2 separate regions of the Homo sapiens genome follow, and region 1 is linked to region 2. A link is a loop called in an ENCODE intact Hi-C map of the cell type or tissue named here. Cell type or tissue: mammary epithelial cell. All regions are shown on one strand. Each heading gives the region's core, and the rest is flanking DNA. Links, peaks and the distances in the headings are about the cores only.

The links. A loop is a pair of places that touch in the nucleus more often than their neighbours do. Peaks named below come from ENCODE experiments on the same cell type or tissue, not always from the same donor. Only the 100,000 strongest peaks of a DNase experiment are listed, where the experiment ranks them.
Region 1: a loop joins it to region 2, with 2.9 times the contacts of the local background. A loop is called at or near these places in 4 of 110 quality-filtered maps.

What each region holds. Positions count from the first base shown.
Region 1 is chr5:53,239,186-53,250,733 of GRCh38, forward strand. No RefSeq gene overlaps it. Among named protein-coding and RNA genes, the nearest start is that of MOCS2-DT, 140 kb to the left of the region's middle. In mammary epithelial cell, for the core only: no CTCF peak of the experiment used is centred there; a DNase peak (open chromatin) is centred at 7,116; H3K4me3 peaks cover 241 bases; H3K27ac peaks cover 2,500 bases.
Region 2 is chr5:53,358,312-53,369,859 of GRCh38, forward strand. No RefSeq gene overlaps it. Among named protein-coding and RNA genes, the nearest start is that of FST, 120 kb to the right of the region's middle. In mammary epithelial cell, for the core only: no CTCF peak of the experiment used is centred there; DNase peaks (open chromatin) are centred at 3,590 and 4,370; H3K27ac peaks cover 2,500 bases.

The sequences.
Region 1 (11,548 bases), core at 5,938-8,437, 120 kb before region 2:
TTAAAATTACAATTTTAAATAATTGCAATTTTTGTCAGAGACAAAAAGTTGTATGTTATCGTGAATTTAATATATATACATTTCTTTTATTATTTATTCTATCAATGCTCAGCACTGCACTCCCGGCACCTAGCATAATATCTGGCACAAAGTAGATGACTGAAAGGGAAAAAATGTATAGACATTGAATATATGTGTATATATATGTATATATGCATATGTACATGTGCTTACACACACACACTTGCACACACCCACACTGTACTTGAATTTTCTGTTCTTATTTTCATGACTCATTTTGGCAGTGGATGTGCCAGAACTTTGGGGAAAATAATGCTTAAGCCAAGTGTGTCAGAGGGTTGTAATAAAGTGAGTCCTGGGAAAGTGCAAATTGCTTTGTAGAGGTGGAAGAGCGGAACAATGTGCTGTTGAAGGGTCACTAATGGTCTCCTGTATATTGCTTGACTCAAGGTCCATGACAGAACTGGATACCTTCTCTTGTCTTTCAGATTGCCCATCACTGGCCAGGCACCAAGGGTTAAAAAGAAATGAATTGAATGAAATGATTCCAAGGGTTTAGTGGTTTCTAGAAAAACTCTAGGTCTTTGACCCAGGATGTTTCTAGGACTTAAGTTTTTGTCAGGAGCTACTGGATAAACTGTGGTGAGATGTTTCAGTCTTTTTCTTCAAACTGTGTACATTTTTACTGCTTCCATGTTCTTAATATTTCAAAATGAATGGGCACAGAAGAACTAAAAAGGCAGTGTAATTCTGAGGGGAAAATTACAGAAAGGAAAATATATTGTCCAAGTATTTATTATAGACTTAAAAAAATCATGCTGTACCTTGTCATATCACTTCAGAAAATATTTGAAATTAATTTCATTTTCCTCCCTATTGCTTCTCAAAAAATATACTGCTTTAAACTTTAAGAAATATCCTAATCTAGGGCCATGAAAGAATAGGATAAAAATTTTCAGCCAATTCCAAACTGATCAAACTTGCCCATTCCTTATGTAATTGTATTTTGACCTTCTAGTTATTGAATTTTGCCCCTTTTAGATATTGAATTATAGCCAGCTCCACAGTGAATTACAATTAAAGTTAATAGACAGTCTTAAAATTAGGAAACCTGGTCAAGTTTTGAAAGGCAGATGCCAAGTAAATGAGGTTTCCAAGTGCCCCTCGCCTCCAGGTATGGAAACATTTTTCATCATGATTGTGTTCTGTGGCAGGCCTCAGCTGGGAAAAGTTTTGTTTACAAAAGAAAAGAATAAGCAAGAGTTTCTGAAAGTGAGTAGCTCTGTTGAATTTACATGCAAGCTCCTTACCCGGACAGACAAAACACATCATCTTGTCATTTGTTCTCCACCTGCAGGGACTGTTCTAATATTGTTGGGTTGGGTAGTCAGGACCAGGCCATTGGCAGCCATCATGTTGGCTGATCACTATGGCAACCTCAGAATGAGCAATTATGGAAAATGCCTTTTATTCACCTTCTCTTTGTCTCCTCCTCTCCTATTCAACTTTCTCATCCCTAGGCTCCTCTGAAAAACCTACCTAAAGAGAGAAAAAAAATTAACAATACACTGTGTTCTAGGATCATATTTCTTTCATATTGGCTGACATCCTAACACCTTGAGCCATGGGCTGTTCAAAAAGGATTAACTGTGAAAGGTCAGTTCTGGCCAATACTGCAGTGAGACTCATCCAACAGCAATATAAATGTGGTCAAATACTATCCAGGGAACTGAGTGCTTCTCCAGATCTATTCCATCCAGCATTGTTTGGGGGACTGTGTTATGGAAGATGTGGCCTTTCCAAACAAAGAGAAAGGCAAAATCACTGGAGGGGTTTAAAAATGGCAAATATCTTTTCTCAAATGGAGATAAGCCCTGGACATTAAGAACCTTGTCTAGTACCAAAAAAAGGCACAGCATCATTTGTTTTCTCAAATGAATGATTCTACTCCTTTTTTTTTGTACTAGATAAGATTCTTAATCAATCTTTCCTGAATTGCAGGCTAAGGTTATTTTTGTTTGCTAGTGTTTTGGGTTTTCCCCTTAGATATTTCTAAGTATGACATTAGAACCTCCTGGTTTCATTATGAATGACAGATAATAAGACTGACCCAAGAAAAGAAGCGGATAATAATTATCAACCTATCAGCAGGAGAAAAAGCCCATGTTTTCCTGATTTTCAGCTTTTTTAATTACCAGAAATTCTTCACACCTCCAGATAAAATTGAGGTTCTCTTGTACCAGGTCTAGTTTATGACCTTGACCAGATTTGCTGGGTTCTCCCCACCCCGGGGCTTCAACTGCTTGCTCAGTGGAGTATCCCAGCAGTTGCTGTCTTGACCTCATGTATAAATGCTGCAGGTTGTCTCAGGATCTTCTGGGGTGAGAACTGGGCTTTAGCACTACCTTCAGCAAACCTGCTGTGTCAGAGCCCAGAACAGATGTGATCCAGTCAAACTAAACTTATGGGTGGCTCTGGCTTCTCTACGACTTCCAGACTCAGATGACGAGAGTGAAATTTGCCCATAGAATGCAGATAACTCAACTTGGAAAGGGTGGATTTTGATCAGCGAGGGCCAGGAAATGGGAAGGAACCAGCAGATGAACTCCTTTGCTTTCGTTTTCCTGATGGACTGTTCTGGCATAATATGTACAAGAAGATGTCCCATATGCCTGAAGAACCTGCTACGTGTGAGTGTGTGTGTGTGTGTGTGTGTGTGTGTGTGTGCATAGGTGTGTGTGTGTTTTAGGCTGTAGCCAACTCAGAAATTTACCATCTAGTATTTGCTCTCCTTTCTTCCTGCTTCATTCATCCTTATCCCCTATTATTGTTGTTGAGGGATTCCACCTTCCAATAAAGCTGACACACTTCATCTTTGTTGCTAGCTCTAATTTTTAGGAAACCCAGACTAAAATGCCATCAATAAGACAGTAGCTGTATTTTAAATTTCTGCATTGTGAGAAAGTACATGTTGCTAAAATACATTAAATTCAATTATGTTTTAAAATAAGGTAATAGTCAAAACACAATGAGATAGAATCATGAAATTGTTAATATTTGAGTGTTCTTGACCTACAAAAATGACCATATCATGTGGTCTAACCTAATAATATCTATGCTGGAAGCAATGTAATATGGTGGTTAAGAGCTTAGGAGTCATGTTGACTGAGCGAAAAATCTGTTCTGTCACTAACTACCTGTCTGACATTGAACAAGTTATTAATTCACTCTAGGTCCAAAATACCTTACTTATAACAAGAGGATAATATATAGGCTGGTCGTAAGAATTAAATTATGTAACACATACAAATAATTTATAAATTTGTTATTTTTATATAAAATATTTATTGCATCCATAGATAATGTGTCCTGTATACACAAATTTAAGCATCCTTTTTTAAAAAATCTATTCTGTCCTCCCATGACTTTAGGCCAGGCATCCGTGCCCCGAGGTTGGAAACCATTGACTCAAAACATATTTATATGTCACAGATAAACAACATAATGAAAAGAATGTGTTAACAATTACTGTTATGCTTCTACTTCTGCACCACTAATTTCAGTTCTGTGAATTGATTCACTTTTATATATGAATATTTAGGATCTCTACTAATTTTCTTAGGTTATTATGATTTGGGTTTCTGTAAATCACTTTCAAAAATATTTAGATGACACAAATTATTTGTCTTAAAAATATTAAATTAGGCCATTCCCCACTTTTCCACAGCTACTTTCCTCCACCTCTAGGCTAAATTTAATTTCATTCCTCACTTTATTACTAGATTAACAACAACAATGACCTAAGGTAATAGAGTAACACTTATCTCCATGACACACTAAAGAGCTTCTAAGGATCTGATCAGCCCTCGAGTACCTACTGCAGTGTCCTATTGAACATTTACCCACTTAGATTAGGACATTTTCTAATAATAACCATAGGTAATATTTACATAGTTCTATATTATTTTCAAAGTATCTCGAATATTACACGAATTGATCCTCACAGCACATCTATGACGCTTTAGTCAAGCATTTTAGTTGCAAATAACAGAAACCTATGTCAAACTTTAAGAAAAAGAGGACATTTCATTATCATCAACATCAGCATCTCATGAAACCCAAAGGCAACTGGCCTCCAAAAAGGCTGGAACAGGGACCTGGAAGGCCAGGAAGTACCAAGGTCAGTATTTTTGTTTTTTGTTCTACTTTTCTATGTGCACCTGATTCATTGTACCCAAATTTGCCATCAAACCTTCCTAATTTACTTCTCCTGTCATCAAGTGACCAGCCCAGCTGAATTATCGTTACTCAGTTTCAATTCCAAATTACCAGGAGAATGTAGCTCTGATCACCCCAATTTGAAAAGTTATCTTTTCCTAGTTCTATTGTCTTTGGCCAGCAGGGCGGAGCCATCTACCACAAAAATGGCTGCCATGGCTCACCTGTGGGCGAGGGGGCAACTCCAGAACAAGGGAGATGTAATAAGTTAAGCAGATAACTCAAAAATGCATCCACTATTTTTGTGGGAATTATAAGTGTTTCTGCTTTATAGATGAGAACACTAAATAAAAGGTTGAATCCTAGGGTGAGGTAGAAAAATCAGAAATCTACCCAAATATTTTGACTATAAATTTTGTATTTTTTGAGTTCTACAACTTAACCTCCCTGGAAGCTGACATAGAAAGGATCATCAGTAAAACTACAGCCACCTTAACTGAAGAGGTAATATAATAATATGGATAAGATAATCCACTTAACGTTCTTTGAAAGGGTCTAGAGTTGGGCCTTGAAGAAACAGACCATGTTTAGTTGTCCAAATCTGGAAGACTGAACGAAGCAAAAATAGTGAAATCTGATGATGGAGAGACAGAAAGAGGGGAAGGCTGTGCTAGAAAAAGGTAATACATGTCATCATATATTTGCCTTTTAATGGAATCTAATTCAAGAAAACACTACTATTTTGGGTAACAGTAGTTTGTGCTTTCTCCAAACATAAACTCCCATGTTTTGGAGATGAAGAGAGTCTAATTCATGTCTCTAAGGCATGGCATCTGATTTCCGTTAAGCACATCGCCTGATTCCTTTGAGCACACAATGATCACTTATGAGCTTTGGACAAAGTTCTGGCCCCTCCAGTGCTTATTTTCATAGTTGACATAGACCATACCTACCTGACTTCAAACAATAGGATGACGGGTTCTCTACAAAAACATCTAGGTAGGCATTTTAGCTGCATAATGCCAAAAAACATCCTGGAATTTGGAAAAGCTCAGCTGATTATTTTAAGTTTTGGGTTTTCAAATTTTAGAAAGTCTTATTAATACATTCTCTAAGGAAGTGTCCTAATTCATTTTTTAAAATATGCAATATTGTTTGAAACATCTGAGCAACAGCCTCAGACTTGGTAAGCAAGATTTTGGCTGTCAGTGCTATTTAATTTAGTCCAAACAATATTGGACTAAATTACATCTCAGAGAGTGTATATTTGTGGCGAATATATTAATTAATACTTAAAAATTAACTAGTCCTTTAAAATCAGTATGTTTGGTAAACCTATATTTCTCTTGTAAGGATACAAATACACACATATAAGATGTATGCATACATACATACAAACATACATGCACATATATACAGGAATTGGCCAAACTCTCTTGGATAGTCAGTGCTAGAGCAAGACATTAGTCCTACATTCTTGGTAATTAGTTTTCAAATTAATCATGAGTTTGGGCTGCCCTTAAACAATAAGGAAATGTCATCATAACCCCCATCTAGGAAAAGAATGCTGAGTGAAACTTCTGCTCTCATTTAGGAAAGCCTGATGGTGATTTCTATACATAGAGAGAGTGAATGAAGACACTTGAAGCTGTTAGATTGAAATACTGAAGGGGACAGGTTACAAGAGCAACCTGCTTTTTGGAGTCTTATACCCTAAGAGTTATTAAAAGAATGCAGCACAATGGGAAAAAAATAAATGCTTTCACAGCAAAATGCTTCCTAGTGCGACTGAGCATGTCTCAATTTAGCACATAGGCATTATTGATGAAATTTAAAAGGGCAGTACTATTTCAAAAATCCAACATTTTCTTTTAATTAATATTTTTTTTTACTTTAAGTTCCAGGATACATGTGCAGAACATGTAGGTTTGTTACATAGGTTTACATGTTTGCTACACCTATCAACCCATCATCTAGGTTTTAAGCCCTGCATGCATTAGCTATTTGTCCTGATGCTCTCCCTTGGCTCGCCCCCCAATCCCACGACAGGCCCCAGTGTGTGTTGTTCCCCTCCTTGTGTCCATGTGTTCTCACTGTCTTTTTATAAATTTTAAAAAGACTGTTTTTAAAATATGGAGCCAGAAATGTTTCATGTATAATGGCACATCTATGGTTGTTTAATGAATAAATTGAACAGGTGATAACTTTATGCTTGCCTAACAGTACACAGTTTTCTTTTTATAATCAACATTGATCAGAAGCAACATTAAAACTAAAAACAGGTTTTTTTTTTTCGGGGGAACAGAGTCTTGCTATGTTGCCTAAACTGGGCTTGAACTCCTGGGCTCAAGGGATCTTCCTGCTTTGGCCTCCCAAGAAGCTGGGCCTACAGGTTTACACCATTGTGCCTGACTATAGTTATTTTTATAATCAATAGTTTACTTCCAATATAATATAACAAAATGGTTGGAGCCCAACATCATACAAGTGATCTTATTAGCAATTCTGTGTACAATGTTTGCTTTTAAGATTTTCTCCTAATTACATAAGATAGATAGCACTGCATGCACAGAAAACAGTGTAAGTTATGAGGAAAAAACCCACAGCATAAAAAGAATGTTTTTCATTTAAATTGTTTTGCTTTTTAGACAGCTTGACTTGCTCAAAAGCAATAGGAGATCCTTGACTTCATTTCTATTTCAAAGCACAATCACCACTTAACATCTGTTTTTTTCTGGGCAGTTGAAACTATCTTGCTGACCGCATGACTGCAGATGAATGTTTAAAAAATCATCCAGTAATGTGCAATCTCATTTGAGGCAGGCACTATCCTGTCAATTTGAAGCAATTGTGAATAGTCCTTACTAAATATTTCTAATGCCATTTGATAGGTGTCACTGACTTTTAAGAAAACCACTGAGCCACTTCCTTTCCTGACTGTGTTTGGAATTACCGTACACATCTTTTTCCTGGCCTCTGGCAGAAGCTTGTAATGTAGATAAGTTCATATGGCTGGTTGGAAAGGAAGAAGGTGTGTATTACTAGACCCAGTACAACAAAAGGTGTGCACGGTTTCAACCAAAATTAAGAATAGGAGTGCCTTAGAGAGACGCTCCTGAAATTCTTCTACAGACGATACCCTGCTTTGGGGAATAATTTTTCTCACTATTAATGCTCCTCCTTTCTGTCTCCGTTTCCACCCACACTCCAAAACTGTAGTGAAACCAGTGTTCACTGTAAAAATAGTTATGAGGAAGTCTGAATAGCCAGAAAAGATTTGAATAAAAGGGATGACGATATGCCTGTATCACAAATGAGATCCTAAAAAATGTTTTTTTGTTTCGTTTTTCCAGAAGCTTCCATATGTGACTACTTTTTAAATTCTCTCCCATGGACACATTTATACCTTAAAACTTTGCCTTATCGTTTCCTTGGCTATGGGATGAAAGAGAGTTTCAGAATTCTTTCAACACCTTGCAGAACTGACATGATGTGTGGTATAGTTCAGGTCTGTATGCCTAAATTAAATTTTGTGTGTTTATAGAAGCAATTATGAACTTTCAAGGTTCTGTTCTTATAGAAATACTTAATATAGAAGATGAAAACCTCCTAATCCTTCCTCCAAAAAGAGAACCACTCTCAATATTCACTGCATATCACCATTTCCCAAGCAAAATATTTTTTCTATACATGTACTAGCATATATTATTACATCCTCTTTCTACAAACTTATTATTTGATCACAATTTCTAGCAAAAGTCCAGAAGGACAAGACTGTTTTCACCGTTTTCACATTCTTTTTCTTATGCTTTTTTTCCTTCTTCCTTGATCTAATTCCTTTCTTTAAAGAAGCATGGTCTTTGGTGATGGAGTTCATAGAAATTTCCTGACATTCTCCAAAAATTCTATTCAATATTAAACTATAGCATTCATAACTAACATTTTTTTCGTTCAGGAGAATTTACTAAATATATTCTAAGAAAGTTTGCTATAAAGAAAATTGCTGGCAAGTGAAACAATCTCTCTTCTGATTTCCATTTAAAATTAAATATGCCTAACAATTAAATATGTCTAACAAAGGATTAGAATTTCATAAACCTTTAAAGTTACATTTAAAAGAAAAGGGTTAATTTGTGACTAACGTAATTAACATTAACACTCAATATAACATCATGAAAAAATATATATTGACCAGCTTAGTTCTATTAGGATTTTTAAGAATGAAATGTTTTTGTAGTTCTCTGCCTAACAGTACTTCCAAAAGCATGGCATAAATAAATATTCACAGCAAGTTTGTCCTTTAAAATTTATCATCAACAAAGAAGAAAGTGAGCTGGAATAGAAGACACGAGCCCAGGTATCTGTCTTTGGCTCTGCTACCAGCTGTTTGCATTTATCTGAGAAAGTAATTGAGTTTCCAAGACTTTGATTTCCTTATCTATAAAATTAAAAGCAACAATTGAATTTGTTTAAAGATTTTTTGAAACACTTAAATCAGTCGATTACTGACCTTGGTGAAAACTGTTAGGGTCATCTAGTTGTTTTAACAAAACATCCCAAATTCAGAGGCTTACCACAAGAGTTTATTCTGTGATCATTATGTGACCAAATCCAGTGAGCCTGCTCCCGGAAGCTTTCTTCCATGTCTACATTGAGGAACTGAGGTTTCTTACATCTTGTGGCTCTTTCATTCCCTACACCTTGGATTCCTCTGCACCTGATCCACAAAAGAAAAAGGACAATCACTTAGTAAAAAACCTTTCATAGAAATGGCACACCTTATGTTTACTCAATTACAGCAGATTATATTATCCCACCTAGCTGCAAAGGGGACAGAGAGATGTAGTTCCTAGCTGTGCTGTCACTTTTCAGTGACAATGCTACATTACGGAAGGTGGAACACAAGTTTCGGCAGACAATCCCACAAACACCATCCTAATTAGAGCCAGTGATTCTGTGTAACCGTGGGAAAAGAAGTAATGGTGTTGGGAAAATTCAGTGAGTACCAGCATACTCGTATGGCTCCTATATTCAAGCAACACCCCATGGCACAGTTGATGGAATAGTTCATTTGCCAGGAAATATTAAGTTTTATTAATAAACTGTGGAAAGTCAGAATTTGAGCTAATATCTGCCCTACTACAGAATCTGACAGGGTCCTATGCTCTGCAGCATTTTATCCATCCAAAAGAGTCCTACCATTTCCAGTAGCAAGGTGCATTGACTCTATTTCCATCTTAAATCTGAAACCATTTCAGCCAGCTCTCTCCAGACTTCTGGCAATTATGTCTTATAAATTTCCCTGCTTAAGACTGGCTACATAATCTGTTGGTCCCAGTGAAAAATGAAAACCCAAGGCGCCTTGGTCAAAAAACAGGAAAAAGTTGCCATTAAAAGTACTAAAATATCAAGCTTTTTCCTTTCTTCTAGTGATCCCTCTCTGTCATGTTTTTTATTTGCTATCTAATGCCATCCTAAGTCAAGAAAAATTAAAATTTTAAGTTAATAACATAAATTTTACCGTTCACCTTCATATTGTGCCATGCCAATTTTAAATGTAAATATAAGAGCATTTAACTGGTAGGAGATCTCCAAAATTTCCCAGTTCATATTTACTGGCTCAACCCTGCAGGCCCTCTGAGCTGACCAGAAAGGGAAAATGCATATCAAACTCAGGAAGGTTGGAAGCAAGAAGAGAGAACTCCCCAAAACACAGAACCAATCCCTGGAGCAGTCCAAGCCACAGGTATACTTGCCAGAGAGAGTAGACGTCCTCCACCCTACTTCCACCCCTCACTACAAAGCCCTGGCTGGGGACCCAGTCCAGAGACATGGGGCATGTAGTGTGCTATCTCAGGTCCCACCAGCCACCCTTGGAGAAGTCGAGTTAGGCATCTCCCCTTCCCACTGGCCCAGCTCAGGGCAGACAGGTGAGTCCAAGAATCTTTAAACCTTTCCACCCAGAATCGCTCAGTCCCTAGATCAGGGTAGGCAATAGGCTGAATGCATGAGGTTCACCAGTGCTGGAAAGGCTGCCACCGGAGCTGCCTCCAGTTGCCACCAGCCTCCCACCCTGTCCTCCTGTATGTCCAGCCCAAGCCTCCCCCATTCTCCCACCCCCACTCCATGTCCCATCATATTTCACCTATACAACGCAAATTCAGGAATAAGATTATTAAGAATTTCAGGACTGCAATAGAAAAACATGAGGTCCTTCTGAGCATGGGCCTTGCACAGTCCTGCTGGCCACAAGCCCCATAAAGCCAGCCCGACCTCTACTTCAAATGAATCAGTCTTGAGGAATGATGTGTCTTTCCTCCAGCCAGGATGTAAATAAACCCTGAGACTCCACATGAACAAGCCTTGCCAAGGAGTCTCACTCAAAGAAACAGTCCTGTAAAATAACCATGAGTAATGAAAAATAATTCTATTATTTGCTTGTGTTATGCAAAGAGAATTTAACTCACAACTCAAAGCAATAATTTTTCAACTCCTAGTCTTCTACTTTACAATTCTCTCTCATCCAAGCTTCTCTATAGTCGTTTATTCTTCTCTTCACTTTCCTCTTTGCAGCAAAATATGTTCTCCCTGACACCAACCCCATAAAGCTTTTGCTCTCTTCCTTCCCCTCTACACTCTCCCTCAGCTGTTGTGTAAATCAACTCAGCCACTTGGTTTTCTTTCATTTTTTCCTCTGCCTTGACTGTTACTAAGGTTCTCTGATCCAAAGGGGAGCCCAGAAACTGATGCAAAGGACAACAATCTTTCCCGCTGACAAGAGTGGGAGCAGGGCACAGACTGCACATACACATTCGGCAATGATATGTGTCCTAAGTACATGTTAATAATTTCATCACACATGTTGACTTCATTTATCCCCTAGAATAGCTCTTGATGCTGTAGCCTCTAAACAGCAGCTCTCTCTCAATGACTAGTAAAAGCCACAAGCGCTAAGTTTAAAGAAAACCTGAGGGCAGAGCTCAGCTATGGCACCTGCTAACTATGTGACACTCTTTGGGTCATTTAATCTGAGCCTTTCATTTCCTCTGTGATGTGTATAAACCAGTATTTGGGGGTAACCCTGGAAGCCTAAGGAATTGACTCTTTCTCAGTCCCATATATTAATTTATATATTAATAAGTAATATTAACTGATCTTAAGAAAATGCATTTCAAGGAAAAGAGGGCGGCCTGAATTAAAGAAAAAATGTCTTTTTGGAAGAGACACTGGGTTAGTAATAGTTCATCAAAGCTTTCTGAACTTAAGTAGAATATCTCCAAACACCACTTCCTATTTTCTATTTTCCAGT
Region 2 (11,548 bases), core at 3,428-5,927:
AAAGGGCTGACATGTCTATGGCACACGTGATATCAAAAGACACCAGTGGAAAAAAAGCAGCGGAATACCCAGCACAGAGAAGGAAAGTGCTATTAATAGTTGAAGACTCAAAGATTAAGATGCCACAAATCGTATAATATGCTTCATTCAGCTATGTCAGGTGACACAAAAATAAAGAAGGCAAGGTTATGGAATGGATGCCAATATAGCGTTGATGTAGTAAGAGCTGACTTTATCTCTTTACAGTGGATGATACCAGAACTTTAAAAGTCAGCGCACTAAAAAAATATCATGCAACCTGGAAGAGTCTTCTAATCCATCAAAAAACCATTCTGAGAATTCATGGAATACAAAAGTATTCTTTAATGCTATTCACCTTCCCTTCCAATAGAGACCAGTTTGCATTTATAAATACATTACTGGTGAAGGTCTCTGAAAAGAGAACAGATATTGTACACAGAAGACAAAGCCATAGAATAATTCCCTTGGTGGCAGATAACCTGGGCATCAAGATGAGCTATATTCTTCCATAATTTTTACTATTAATTGTCGTGGAAGCTGAAGTCTGTTGTTGCAAAGTGCTAGTTGTTTTGAGTGGATGCAGAGTAGAAGGAAGCCAGGAAGCATAAGCAGAAAGCAAATACCAGAGTTAGAGGTCAGGGTCGAAGATAAAAGAACAGTCATTCCTACATGCCTAATAGGAATAAAACCAGGAGCTTTCAGTTTAGTAGCAGAATCATTGAAGGAACATGGTGTGAGGCAATGGTTTAGGTAGTGAAAAAGAATGGGTATATGGCAACTCAGCAAGAATAATCCAAGATGGAAGTCAAATGGCAATAAGTTGACCACAAAGGGGGTTTTAGCAGCTAAGCCCAGCCTCTCTGAGTTTTACCAGCTTCATTCTACTGTTATGAATAGTCACCTGAGTTTGCTACTATTTTGCCATATTGCTAGTTAGGAGGCTATGGCTAAGTTCTGAAATGTAGCTAAAAGTGGACATAGGGTGGTGGCTATGGGAATGCAAAAAATAAATAAATAAATAGAGTAATATGTCGAAACATAACCGACAAAAATCCCAGCAAGAAAGAAAGAAAGAATAACATCTGTTCAATGCATTCTCGTCCAAAACAAATCAGGGCAGCAGAAAACCAGGTGTAATCCCTTAACCAAATTTAATAACTTCTGTTTCCCTTTTCAGTTTTTTCTTTGTCTTATTTAACAAAATTGTGTATGCAAAGCTGATATTAGAATATTGGCTGCTAGCAAATGCTTTTATTCCTTCATTTGAGCATAAGAATGAAGTAAGTTTACAAGAAAAGAAAACAGCATTTGTGATTGTGATAAGTGGAACCTGAGTACTCATAAATTTTGTCATGAATTCACAAAATTGATACATTCTCTTGTGTTACAGACAATATGTATAAGATAATGAGCTGAATGATACCATGAAAAGATTAATCATGAAAAGCAACTAAATTTACAATATTAAAAAGTCATGCTTTGGTGTTTGTCTTCATTGCCTGGAATTGAGTACTTAAATCCGAAGAGGAAGACTGACTGAAATTTTTACAGAAGCCATGTGTCAAAGCAAAACAAAATAAACACTATGCTAACAAAAATACAATATCACCCTTCAGGGAGAAAAAGTGATTAAATCCCTCTTACATATTTCTTTACCCAACATGTGGCTCAAAACACAGATGATAAGTGCTCTGAGAATAAACTAATGTGAAACTATAGAAGAAAAATTCCAAATATTTTCCAGTTCTTCCTTTGGGAATGATTAGGAGCCATTGTGGTAAAGAGAGGTTGGATTCATCCCAGCACTGTATTGTGAAGAGCAGTGCAAAATCAGAGCCAAAATGGGGCAACAGGTGACCCCAAAGAGGTCAACAGCTTTTGTTTATCCAGGTATCTACGTAGCATAGATGATAAAACCAACAATGAATCTCTTTGTCCTGGAAACTAAACCGGAAATCTCAAAACTATGTTTTCAGTGTTTCTTGGCTTTCATTCTGTTAGAAATCCTGCCACATTTCAGTATTTTTATTCTTGACTTGAATGAAATCAGAAAGCAGAGAGGCACTTGAGAATTCTGTTTTTAAATAAAAGTAAATATTTCCATGTGAGTTTAGGTCTCTATTTCGTATTTTTGCGACCCAATTACAGAGATTAAATGTTCCACAGATGTCATATTTCTTCATGGCATGAGTTTATTGAACCAAGATCAGGTTAATTTTAATAGGAATGTTAATATGTGTCTGCAAGGTGTTTAATAAGCATTTCATAGTACACTTTTAAATGCTTGGTCAAGAATTGTGCAAACAGTAGTCTTTGGGTTTTACTTTTTATTTTTCATGGTGACTGCTGAGAACTTGGGTGTATTAACTTACCTATTTAGGCACCTGGGTCAAAGCTTACTCTAGCTTATTTCTCTTTATTTGGGTGCAAGCTATGTAGATGGCAACCCCAGATACTTCCGAACTGACTTTATCATTCAGCAAATGAATTATTCCATAGGAAGTTAAACCTTTTCTAAAACATAGTTCAAATCAAAAAGGCCTGACTAATTCTAAGAGACTAACTTTGGAATAGAGGATAGTCTGTCTTGAATTTATTTTCCTATGGATATCTTACTGGGTTACATATTTGTGGCTGGATCTGACTTCTAATAGTAACATCACCACTGAAGGATTATGAGTCACTCTGTCCCCTGGATCTACATTGCAGAAGAGTTGCTTGGCTGTTCCAACTGATGACTGAGGGAGGGTCTCTATCTGTCAAAGGGTAAAGGCAGGATGATTAAACACTGACACAGTCATCTACATGACCTTAAGCATATTTTAAAATTTTATCTGTTCTTGACTTTTTCTCTTCTGTGTTTCCTTATTGGTTAAAGCTTGCAGACTAATTTACTTACCAGAGTAGAATTTGCCATTTAAAACAGTGATCGCCATTGTGTCTTTGTTTCATGGTGGGATAAGTAAGGATTAATACTTCTATTATTATAATGTGACCTGTAGTGGCTAGAGAGGAACTAGCTGGCCATGGTGTCATTATTATTATACCACTTTTTATTTTTCCTTAATCTCTTTCACTGAAAATGGCAGAAACTCCTTAATTTTAAAATCAATCATCTGGACTCAGGAAAAGGCACAGAAGTGGTATTTGCCTGTGACTTTGGTAATGCTGCCACCAGTAAACTGTCTCTCAGAGAGAGCCATTGTATGGATTAACCACTGTATGGAATCTAGTTTAACATTTTAAGATTACCCAAAAGTTACCAACAAGCAAAAATAATCTTTGGATACTGTCTATTCCCTGCCCACAATTCTACCTGCTGGTATGCTGGTGTCAAAATAAGAATATCTCCGTGTAATATTTTATCAACTTGGTGCTGAAAGGGTGAATTAAGCAGAAACAGAAAGAAATAAACAAATCCAAACTTGGAAAGAGAATGGCTTTGATTCTCACACTCATTCTAATCTATGGAGGTCTCAAGTGTAGTACACACATGTCCCATCTGTTTTAGGCAAAGCACTAACTCTTCCCTAACAAAAACTGTGAACTCCCTCCAGGTCCACACACATAGCTACACAATGTGTTCTGTTTAATCATGTCTAAGGAACTGGGGAAGTAAACCACAGTTACCCTAGCTGAAATCTAAAAAATGTTGTGTAGGCCGGGCATGGTGGCTCACACCTGTAATCCCAGCACTTTGGAAGGCGGAGGCAGGAGGATCACCTGAGGTCAGGAGTTCGAGACCAGCCTGACCAACACAGTGAAACCTCGTGTCTACTAAAAATACAAAAAATTAGCCAGGGACAGTGGCGGGCACCTGTAAACACAGCTAGTGAGGCAGGAGAATCACTTGAACCCAGGAGACAGATGTTGCAGTGAGCTGAGATCGCACCACTGCACTCTAGCCTGGGTGACAGAGCAAGACTCCATCTCAGAAAATAAAAAAATAAAAAATAAATAAAGATAAAATAAAGACTGTTGTGCTTGGTGGTTCAAGTGGACTTGGTGGCGCGTGGCCCAAGAGGGAGTTCACAATTTCTGTTAGGGAAGAGAAATACCACATGACAGGGAGATTACCTTAAAATGGAGTTTCCTTTTACTAAAAGTTAGTGATATCAGACAGACAAAGAGAATTTGGTTCAATTTTGACTTTGAAAACTTTGTTACAAAAAGAAATACAGCACTGTCTCCAAAATGCCTAATACTGTATTAGTTGGTCACAAGGCTGGGCAGGCTTCCTGGCCAAACTCAACAAAGGAACACTAAAGGAAAGTAATTCAATGACAGGCCATGTATAATAGTTTCAGAATGCAAAAAGAACAAACATGAGTTATGACTAAACATTGTAGACTTAGGCAAAAATGTTTAGTTTCGTTGTAGTAAAAGATTTCCGGATGTTAATTCAACCCAATGTATCTGCTGAAACTGATTAGAGAGGATGGTAGTTGTAGTTGCAGAATCCGGAATTCCACAGCACTGACTGTACAATGTCAATTCCATTTCTGCGAAACCAAACTGCTATTATCTAATTTCTCTCCTATTACTTTTGACTCTTGATGACAAATATGCAAGGAACGGTGCCAAAATCCAGTTGGCACTTCATTATCTAAACTTGTTCCATGATGCCTAAGTTTTAAAATATTTGATTTTATTATAGTAAAAAATAAAAATTGTGACTAAAACTCATGGGAATGTTAGGATAACATGGAAATTGGTAAACCGAGAGCTAAAAATATTACTAATGGTCTTATTTTCTGCCTATGCTACTAATGCAATGAATGTTAGGAAAGTTGTTCAATCTTTCTTACATTTTTTTCTGTGGTTAAGCAAAAGTAATGTTTACCTGAAAGTTTGCTTACAGCTAAAAAATTTGAGAACTAAAGATATTTCCAAGTCTATCATACAGTTGCACATAACTAATAAAAGGGACTTTAAAAAATGAGTAATTTAATGTATAGATATAAAAACAGTGAATACATTATTAAGCTTTTACATATATTTCCAATTTTTCACTTAATCAATGACCAATCTACACATATGAGCAAATGCACAGTTACACAAAAAAACACTGAAATAGACACAATCACACACTCCAATCACCAACTCTATGTCTAGTCTTGTTCCTCTCTCTACTCACTCCTGTGGTTTCTAGAACCAAGACCGGACTGGAACAGCACACGGAAAGAAACCATAAATTGTCAATAGAACATTTTAAGACTTTTTTTTTCAGCTTTTTACTACAGAACATTTTAAATGCATAAAATGGTAGACAGAACTGATAACAAACTATTCCCAGAACCTAGCTTCAACAATTATCAACTAAGGGTTAAACTTATTTGATCCATATTCCCATCTACTTCTCCTTTCCATATTCTTTCAAAGCATATCTCAGATATCATAGTATTGTATCCACAAATGTTTCACAATATATCTCCGTAAAATAATTACTCTTTTAAAAAATAGCCAAAAACTCATTATATCAACTTAAGCAATTAAAAATGATTCTATGATAACAAATAGCCCACCCATGTTCAAAATGTCTAACTGTCTCTTTTTTTAACAGTTGGTGTCAGTCTTTTTGAAAAACCTTTAGGGAATATTTAGCCATCTTCCTTTCCGTAGCTTGTGTACTCATATGAAAATTAGCATGGACACAATATGACTTGGATCACAGAAGAAAGCTCAGTGTGAATATGTGGTCTCTCTCCATTTTAAATGATGTAATTCTTGGTCGAAGGCTCACAACTATTAGTTGTTTAGGGAAAAAAGAAATCAAATAGTGCACATTAGTTTCTAAAAGAAGTCAGGGAAAATCCAACAAGTTTTGTAGAAAAGAGAATCTTCAAGCCAAAGAGTAATAGATGTTTGAGAATGCAGAGCTTCACTGAAGCTGTCTTTCCCCAAAGGAGTGCAGAGAACACAAAGGAACCTTGCAGTTAAGAAGGAAGCACTGCTAGTTAAGGGCACATGCTCCTCCCACAGCTCACGCATCAGCCAACTTTCTTCTGCAAATGTCATATCTCTCTCCAACAGCAAACCAAAGTTTCCAAAGTGAATTTCAAAGTATTAGAATTTACAACTGATTTTAAGCACTTCAATTTGGAAGCAGATTTTAAATCCCAAATCGGAGATGTGTCTTGGATCTTGGCTTGCCTCCCTCTGTAGGTAGGGATATATAAACTACTTTCTTGAGCTATTAGTTATTAAGCATAAAAATATATATTATTAATAAGTGTTTATAAGCATTAATATCCTGCATATAATAAAAACCAGTCACTTCCTTTTTATTGCCCAGAATTTGAGACTGTGTACTGCTTGAAAAATTTTGTATAGAAGGAACAATGAAGGTCTGCTGCCCTGGGAACAGCGAGTGTAGCATCCCATTCCAACATGTGGGGACTTTCCTGTCTGCTTTGGATGGTGGGGAGTTTCTTTCAGACTGGAAGGAATAAAAACTGTGAAAGGTTCATCAATATAGCTGCAAGAGAAGGAAATATCCTCTATTTATTCATGTTCAACAGGAGTGGGGATAACTTAAAATAAATGACATATCAATAATAAAACCATTAACAGAAGAACAAAGTAACATAATTGTAAAGGAGATAGATGTACTATCATAGAACATAAGAGATGGAAAGTGTCTGCAACTAAACATAGCATATAGGTCTGTTTCCCTAAAATCAGGAAAAGGAGATTTATTTTTCTTATCAATACTTATAAAAATGTAGAAGTCTTTGGAATATCTCCAAATAGTTTTTAGCTTTGAATAATTAGAAAAGCTTGGCATAATTGATGAATGTATGTTTATCTGTTCTAAACCTGAATTCCAAGTTAATTAGTCAAATCTTACTCCTTTTCTTCAAGAACACTAGGAATTTCTTGGTTTTATTAATATCCCTATACATCTGACCTTTGTTATTATAATAGGATATATATTCTTATGGCTTGCATGCAAAGTGTTCTCAATTGCTCTTAGGTCATATTGCCAGTTACAAGAATTACTAATTATACAGATTTGGATGTGGACTTAGGACGGCTTATGATCCTTGGGAGATGCTTCAGAACACTCTTTTGGGTCATTTAAACCAAAACAAATCAATAATGATGACCAGCCAAATGAAGCAAATAATTGATCCATTTCATTCCTTCTCTTGGCTATAGTAGTCCAGGTCATTTTCATTTTCAGGTAATAAGACTAACAAACTCATCATCATTTTTTAATCTATTCAGAAATATTTTTTAAATGTAAACATATGACAGTGGATCAAAATATAGTCAGTAGGGGGAAGTGTCCTCATGAATTCGTGAATTATGTGCTAATTTCTTTCCCTCGTGTTGTTCTAAAAACGTGAGTACATTAATAACAATATGTAAGTAAAATTTCTTAGGGTTGCATAAAAAAAAACCTAATTAAGCTCATTAAAAATAAATAAATAAGTAAATACTAAATAAATAAATAAGGAGGGTGCAAGGGGGGAAATCAGAACATTTTGTTAGGAAACGTCCTAGAAATGTTCAGCTGAGTTAGATGGGACTGGCTCTCCTGACTTCAGAGGATGAACCAGTACCTCTCTCCCTTCCCTTCTTTATTGGTCTTCAGGTTTCTTGTTTCTACTTCTTTTCAGCACCTGTTCCATTCTTTTCTCGGCTGAGTGGCTTAATCTATAAGATTCTTGAATGCTTCTCCTCCATTATCTGAGCTTATGGGTAGATTTGTCCTGCTATGTCACATATTCAGGGCCCAATTCTCTTTGACTCCCAGCTCCCTGCCATTGACTGGATTACACAGGATTCTAGGACTTCTTGGGTGTCATCATTCCTACATTTATTTACTAAGGGAGTAAACGTTTTGGGAGAACTCTCATAGGCCAATATGCAATAGAGGCTAGAGATTTAGAAATTATCAAGATGGTTCTCCTGGAAGAGAAAATGGGCCAGTGATTAAGATCCAAATGATTTGAGTGTGTGGTAGTTTTAGTAAGTGTGGGAGCACTGAGTCAGGGGCTTTGAAAGCCTGGAGATATCAAAAAATATTTTCCGTTTCTCTCGTATGCCCTACTGTTGCCTGTACAGAGATGTGGAAATTGCTCATCATTCGTTTACGTATCTATTGCTCATTGACTAAAAGCTCCTCCAGAGTAGGGTGCATGTTTTACTCATCTTTGTCCCCGGTAACAATAATCTTTGATGACTAAATAACATATGAAATGATGCTTGAACTGAGATATCAAATGCAAACAGGAAATGGGTTAAAAAATAAAAAGAAGGAGGTGGCATCTTGCAACTGCAGGTAACCAGGTTTCAGAGACATGACAGGCTGCTGTACATTCAAGGAATTGCAAGCAATTCAGAGAGGCTGGGACTTCCAGGTTCATGGGGAATGGAGGAAAATGGGGCTGGGATGTTGACCAGGTTTGCAAGCTTCATGAACAAGTTTTGACTTCATGAACAAGTTTTGACCAAAGGCAATGGGAAGCTGTTAAAAATTTTAAGCAATACTCATCAGATCGGAAGTACGTCTTCTAAAGTACATTCTAATAGTCACGTGCTGATGGATTGTAGTGATACAGCTCCATCTCAGGGAAAGACTTCAGGGACTCTTGGGAATACAAGTAAAAATGGACCAATCAAGTCACTTCTGACCCAGACCACAGCCCCATCCTTGGGCACAACTTAGTACAGCTCCAATGGTGAAAACCCCTTCAGAGTGACATAGGCCACTTGCTGCGAATTCCTATTTCTTAAGAACCAGCATCTGCATCAGAATACCACAATTTTATTTTCTCACAAGCTTCTTGATCTGTCCTCACAAAAACATTTAGATTTCTTTTTTTTTTTTTTGAGATGTAGTTTCACTCTTGTTGTCCAGGCTGGAGTCAATGGTGCGATCTCACCTCACTGCAATCTCTGCCTCCCAGGTTCAAGCAATTCTCCTGCCTCAGCCTCCTGAGTAGCTGGAATTACAGGCATGCACCACCACACCCAGTTAATTTTGTATTTTTGGTAGAGACGAGGTTTCTCCATGTTGGTCAGATTGGTCTCAAACTCCCGAATTCAGGTGATCCGCCCACCTTGGCCTCCCAAAGTACTGGGATTACAGGTGTGAGGCACTGCGCCCAGCCAACATTTAGATTTTAATTAATTAAATTTTCCTTCCAACGTAGTATTTTTCTAAGAGCCTACTCCATTGAGGTCTTGGAAGACCAGGCCATTTAGCCTCCACTCCTGGAAAGGCCTTGCTCTTTCTATTCCCACTTTCCTTGAGGCACAAAAGCAAACACATATGGACAAGGAGAGCAAAACTAGTAATGTTCACTGGAGTGTGTGAAACTGTTAGGGTAGTCATCACTGCATGAAATATGGCCTTTCCCATCCAAGTTTCCACTCCAATAGAGAAATGAGGTTGGATTGTAGTTTACATTGTCCTTCACTTGGTGCAGTTTTCTCCATTCTGACATTTTTATAAATTTAAAACAAAGAATCTTTGGGCTTTCCTGATACTGACACCAAATTCTGCCTGTAATTATGTCCACATTCACCAACTAAGTCACTGTTCTCTATATGAGTAAGTCACCAGCTATAACTATATTGAGGAAAGAACCCCCAATCTAGCATCATACCCAGCCCTACCAGGCCTGTGTAAGCTTGAATACTTCTTGATGTAGCCCTCAGCCTCAGCTTTCTCATTTGTAAAAAGAAAAAGGAGGATAGATGTTAATTCTAAATGATGGCCTTTAGCAACCCTTCTGACTCTTCGATGCTTTGATAAATGCCCAAATGAAACCTGAGATACAAAATAGCACATGCCATTGCATGTGAGCAAAAGAGATTTCCACGTTCATCAAAGTATCCTCCTCACCATCCTCAAGGTTGATCTTAGGTTCAGAAAGGCTACAGACTCATCAGAAGGCAAACCACAATAACAAAAGAAAGTTCTCCTAAAAACCGGTATGCCATTGTTTCCTTTTTAGTTAAAGTAATGGGGCAGAAATATTTTTCTCTTTTCATTGTCTTTATTTACATTTGCTTTGTTCTACATTTTCTATTTTTAAATAGATAATACAAACTCCAAAAGGTTGTTCAGTGAAATTAATGTAAATCACCCTTCCTTCTTTCTCCCTCCCTTTACCCTAGCCACCCAGTTTATCTCCCCTGAGGCCACCACTGTTCCTTGTCAGAATTACTTTTGCTACTAGATATCATCAGAACTATTTTTTATTAATGCAAAAATAATTCCTAGTTGCATTAACATTGCCTTCATTTAAGCAGGTGATTATAGTAAACATATAAGGCATGTGGGCCTATTTGTTTGCTCTAGCTCCTGCTTAACTATTTCCTTTGGCTTGAGTGCCTTGAGGTAAATCTAAGGTCAACGTCTAGCTGAGTCAATGTACAATGGTGACACAGCAACACATTTAAGACATCTGGTAAGCAGGGAAGCCAGGCAGAAAGAGTTAAGAATGGAAATTTCAAAATCATTCTTCACTCTACCCACAGTTCTTTAGAATGAGAGGCACCTGCTTGAAATACATGAACTTTAATAAGAGCCTCTGACTCAGAAAGTTCTACCTCCCTAAAGAACTTGGGGGACCCAAGTGTAAGTCTGTAGAAATCACTCGGAACCTTCCAATGAAGAAATTGACTTTAAGGGAAGCTCAGTTAGTTTTTACCGGTTTGCAAGAACTCTGTGGACCACAATTTAATGTTAAACACAGCACAAAAAAAGACTGTTCTGTCTTAGCAGAGACCAATCAAGAGCCAAAGCCTATGGAGGACCAATCAACAGCAAGGGAGGTGCAGGAATTCCAGCAGAAAGGACAATAAAACTGGCTTACATAATTTAAAGAGAGTGTGTTGCATCCCTTAGCACCTACTCACTAACAGTGTTAATGACATCCCTTCAGGGAAAGAATTTTCTACCTAAGAAGAAACATAAAAATTGAACTTTACAGATGAAGCCAAAGATGACACAATGTAATGCAAGGAAACAAGCCTTCAAAAGCTTGCATTGTTAATATTTTGGCATTGTTTTTCTGATGGGCTGAAACACATTATGAATAAAACAAGTCTAGATGATGCAAGAGAATGCAACTGATCAAACGCAAATTTCAAGTCTTGTTTGTTTCCATTACATCCACAGTGCCAGTTTTAGAGGTTACTTTTCAGTCTTTATTAGGGCAACCTGAAGACATTAGACTTCCTATTGCAGTGGTTTATAACAAAACCTCTTCTAATGGATATTAGCATTAGATATTAAAGAGAAGATAATAAGAAAACATGAGATTTAATTATGAGATCCAAAGATGTTTGCATAATTTAAGTTTTATTGACTCCAAGTGTTGAACTGAATAACATTTGATATGATCCAAACACAAACAACCTAACCAGTGCATTGCAGATCATCAACATCAAGTTATCTTGTTCTTTAACGAGTTCTCCAAGTTCTCTAAGGAGCTGATATATTTTTCCTATTCTCTTTTCCCTAATTATGTTTCCCCAGGGTTGTTCTCATGCACAAGAATCATGC